Regions from separate parts of the Homo sapiens genome. Here region 1 is linked to region 2. A link is a loop called in an ENCODE intact Hi-C map of the cell type or tissue named here. Cell type or tissue: IMR-90. All regions are shown on one strand.

Evidence for each region. Peaks named below come from ENCODE experiments on the same cell type or tissue, not always from the same donor. Only the 100,000 strongest peaks of a DNase experiment are listed, where the experiment ranks them.
Region 1: it touches region 2 in a loop (3-fold over the local background); 5 of 110 quality-filtered maps call a loop at or near these places.

What each region holds. Positions count from the first base shown.
Region 1 is chr13:37,312,058-37,314,557 of GRCh38, reverse strand. No RefSeq gene overlaps it. Among named protein-coding and RNA genes, the nearest start is that of LINC01048, 170 kb to the left of the region's middle. In IMR-90, no CTCF peak of the experiment used is centred here; a DNase peak (open chromatin) is centred at 947; H3K27ac peaks cover 370 bases.
Region 2 is chr13:37,596,498-37,598,997 of GRCh38, reverse strand. POSTN (periostin) reads left to right here and starts at 230. Exons shown (of 23, transcript NM_006475.3): 1 at 230-390; 2 at 1,716-1,814. The coding sequence starts at 272. In IMR-90, no CTCF peak of the experiment used is centred here; no DNase peak of the experiment used is centred here; H3K4me3 peaks cover 323 bases.

The DNA.
Region 1 (2,500 bases), 280 kb after region 2:
AGCTAGCAGAAGAAAAGAGATAACCAAAATCAGAGCTGAACTGAAGGAAATTGAGATGCAATAAACCATCCAAAAGACTGATGAAACTAAAACTGGAATCAGGCTGGAATCCTGTCCCTGCCACCTCTCCCAGTAGCTCTCTCTGTCAGCTCAAATGTCTGTGGGGGACATGGCATTCCTGATGCTAGGATTCTGGTGGTCTATGATAAAAGTGGGCCACTTCTCACCTATCTAACTCACCCCTTCCCCTGGAGCCGCTGGGGGTCAAGTACAAGTCCTGATGCATAGCAGTCCTATGCAGGGTTGCTAGTTTCCTCTCTCTTTCAGCCCGGGGTCTGCATCCTCCCTTTGACCACTCTCAATGCCTTCCTCCTGAAGATCTGCTCAGAGTAGTGTGTCAGTCTTTTTGACAGTCTGGTCTCTTGCTGGGAGAGTCTCTTTCTGGCTGCATCTAGTCAGCCATCTTGGCTCCCTCTCCCAGGTTGTTTTTCCTGGGGAAGTTTTCATCATGAGTTTGTTACACCATAAAAGGCTATAACAGGCAATGTGAGAAATTGAGCTTTTACTAAAACTCAGTAAAGTAGACAACAAATTCCAATTTTTATTTTCAACATTATGAATACGTTTTCTTCGAAGATGCTTTTGGATAGGTAAGAAACTCGACAGACAAAAAAAATAGTGGTATTGGCAAAATTAAAAGGTCAATTTTCACCAATAAAAGACAAGCTATAGCACTGATTTGCTAGTGGAAAGTCAAATTTAGGTAAAACCATATAAATATTTGCTTTATTTTTCATTGAGAGGAGAAATATTAAATAAAATATATTACCCACACTGGAACTCTTGGTAATGCATAAGAAGCTATCCAAAAAACACAACAAACCTACTGGCAAGAATTCTAGCGCTGACTCACTGAAAACATTTGGATAGAATCAATGTGCATTGATTTCTGGCAGTCATGTGGTTGGTTTGTTCATAAAGGAGACTAAGCTGCTGTGGAATTTCATTTCGGAAAGCAAGTTTTAACTAGTCCTACAGAAATGTTAATGTTTCCCCTACATCTACCAAGACACCTGTGTGTGGAATAAAGTGCTTCCTATTGCATTCCTAGTGGAATACTCCCAATGTGCCAAACAAAAAAGATGGATAGGAGCCTACCCTGCAGGCTTAGAATTTAAATTGTGCTGAGAGGCAATTAGATTTGTTCCAACTTTTTTGAAAGCCAGAATCATGCACCTGGGTGCTTCCCCACAGCTTGTCCTGTACCTTCGGAGATCAGTGGAAGTGAACTGAAGGAAGCACCAGACAGCCCAGCAGGAAAGCATCATTCTGTAGCTCCATTCAATCAGGAAACTCTCTTGGTTCAAAGGGGTGTCTTTAGGTGACTGGGTTGCCTCTCCCCTCAAGATACAGCTGCAGTCTGGTCCTTCTTGGTGCAAGGCTGGTCATCTCCAAGATGGCTGAGTTAACGTTTCATGCAAGGCTGGCATGGTCTTTCAGGTTAGCTATCTTCTCTATATTCCAAGGGCACACAGGTCCAGATATCAAATTCACATAAAGGAAACTAGGCTCATAGAAATGGGTTCGTGATAACTTAAGCAATGTTGATAGCCACTGGACTAGCCATATGTGTCAGTCAGATAATCAAACTTTCTTCTTCTTAAAATGAAGTTATTTGGGAAATCTAATGCATAATCAGACTTCTGCTTAATGATAACCAACTCAGGGCAAACAAGTGAATATTTTTCTCAAGCTATAGTAATCTTTTGATTCTCCCTTTTCTCATTCAAAAGAGTATAAATATCAACCCAAACAGGATCCTCATGTCAGTGGGTCAAGTTATCTCCTCCTTGTGTAATACTGAAGTTACAATGATATATTTTTACTTTACGTTCTTTTTATACACAAGGGTCATATCCCGTCTGCTTATAGTTACTATTATAACATCTCTCTTTTTCTGTAATCTTGTACAGTTATTACCAACATTTAACTTTATAAATCCTCTTAGATTGGTAACATTTCGGGGTAAGGACTTTCTGATAATGTGTAGAGCAACAGTCTATTATTTTCTATGGCTACAGCCAATTGCCACCAGGGAAAGGTTTCCAAATTTGTAAAAATCCTTTTTTTTAGCTTCTCTTCTAATATTTGCCTATTTCTGTTTTTCCCTAATATTTAATGTTCATCTTGTAATCTGTTGTGACTTATTGCAGGGGACTGGAGGGTTCTCTCTCTTTAAACATGTGTGTGTGTATGTGTGTGTGTGACTAGATGTTACAAGAAACATCTCCTGAGAGGTATTAAAAATTTTCAGAATTAATCAAATTTGATCTTAATTTGTGTAATAGGTAATTCAAAGGGACTTATGCTATTGTCTTGGAATTTGAACTGAGGCCCCCTGTATTAGGATTCTCCAGAGAAACAGAACCAATAAGATATGTACATATATCTTTTAGGTAGAGATAGAGAGAGATTTATTTTAAAGAATTGGTTCAGACAA
Region 2 (2,500 bases):
AACATGCAGTGAGTCAATTGTTCATATGATTAAAAATAAGTACCTTCTTTATAATGAAAAGGAAAAGTAGCTCAATGTGTTCCTTAAATATAACTAACCAAAACAAATCTTAGCTGGCAATTTGAAGTTGCCGATGCTTCCTGGAAAGAGTTCAGACTCTCAGGTTGATGCAGTGTTCCCTCCCACAACTCTGACATGTATATAAATTCTGAGCTCTCCAAAGCCCACTGCCAGTTCTCTTCGGGGACTAACTGCAACGGAGAGACTCAAGATGATTCCCTTTTTACCCATGTTTTCTCTACTATTGCTGCTTATTGTTAACCCTATAAACGCCAACAATCATTATGACAAGATCTTGGCTCATAGTCGTATCAGGGGTCGGGACCAAGGGTAAGTGAGTGGTTTGGTTTTATAAACCATTTTTCTTTTTCCTCAGCTTGTTAGATGTTCAAGTATGCATAAAGTTTCTCATATATGCCTCAGGGTTTTTTTTCCTAATTATTATAAAGTAATAGGAAAAAAAGGAAAATGTGAGTATTCTGTGATTTATCTATGCACTTTTAAGCTTTAAGACTTAATTGCTCTCTAAATACCTTGAATATAATTGCTTTCTTATGAAATGTTATATAATTCTAATCTAATTAACACAATTTAGCTGGGCATTCTTTTATAATTCCATTTATTTATGTTTTTATTTTCTTCCAAAAATCTGAAATTGAGTTTTCAAAATTAAAAAATCTATTGTTAGGAACTATCATATGTATGCAAACAGCATTGAAATATCTCACATGATGTTAGAGAAAATTTTATTTAAATTACATATGAAGGTTAAATACTGGGTAATGTAACTAGTTCTCTGAATTCTTTGAAGCATTTAAGTTACTTTTAAACTCTGAATTCTGTAAAATTTGCAAAGGTAATTTATATTTTATAGAACTAATGCAACTACAACTAAGCATTTTTAAAATTACACATAATTTTGTAACTTATCCAACCATTTATAATTTTTTAAGCGGATCTTGGCACTTCTTCCTATGCCTCACAGGAATTTTCATAATGTTCACAAGCTTCTTTGACTTACAGTGAAAAAAGACTTCTGTCCCTTTAAGAGGGGAAGGGGAACCTTAAAATTGTGACAGAGGATGTTCTGATCTGTTACTTCCATTCAAAAAGATAAATTCTCCTTTGTGCAACCATATTGTTTCAAAGTTAATTTTAGCACATTTACTTCTGTGATTACTTACCTAGAAAATTACAGAGTATAGTGTCTGTGTACATAATAAACCTTGTCTCTTTTGCTCTCTGACCTCTCATTGTTCCAGAGAGCCCTGAAGTTATGGCCATCCTCCAAATGAGCACATGCTTGGTTTAAAAAGGGTCAGTAGATTATCTACCATTAAAAGTAATAAGGCACATAGAAATAAAATTACGTTCATACTGTTTGAATAGTCCTAGTTGGTTAACTTTTTGAAAAGCTTGTATTTTACTCTCAGAAATGTATAATTTTTCTCTCTCTCCCTGCCACCTCCTGTAGACTTTCGGTTTTTCAACAATTCAGTAGGATTGTGTCAATAATTAGATTTGTGCAAGGCTAGAATCATGTCTTTGGATATCAAATCCACATCTCAACATTTTCTTCTATCAACCAATCTTTAGATACGAAAAACTAGTCATTATTAGGACATTAACTTTTTTCCTTTCCCTCTATCCTCCAGCCCAAATGTCTGTGCCCTTCAACAGATTTTGGGCACCAAAAAGAAATACTTCAGCACTTGTAAGAACTGGTATAAAAAGTCCATCTGTGGACAGAAAACGTAAGTCTCTTTTTTTTTTCATAATATGTCAGTTCCAAAAACAACATCATGATGTATATGCCTTCCCCTGGGTGTACACACCATTCTTCTTGAAAATACTGACCAAAATTGTGAGAGTTATTTAAAGAAAAGAAAGGAATACATACGTGAATAAAGAAGTTCTCCCTGCATCTCCAATATTACTATTAGAACTCAGATTTCTTCCTGAATCCATGTGACATGGAGGCCAGAAGGAAGCAGATCACATGGCTCAGGATTGGGTATAGAATCCGTGTGAGTAAATGATGTTGTTTCTACTCCTGGTTTGGCCCTCTTTTATCTTAGGCAAGTCACTTAACCTCTGTGACTTAGTTTCCTCATTTTATAAAAAAGTGGGCCAGAAAAACAAACTGATTTAAAATATCAGAGTTTCTGAGGCAAAAAGTTAATGTTTGTCTCTAGTCATTTGGAAATTGTCTAAAGTATTCCAGTTTACCGGAGAGTTTTCATCAAAGTTTAAAGTTAAAAAATACTTGAGTTTTATCTCTTTATTTAATCCAGTGATTCTCCGTTCAAGATGCTCCATCCCCAGAGGTCCACAAGGTGATAACGGAAGCTCATCATTATAGTTAATATCTCAATAGCCCAAAGGATGATTATGTTTTAACATATGTTTCACTGATTAGCTTAAAATTTGAAAGCATTAT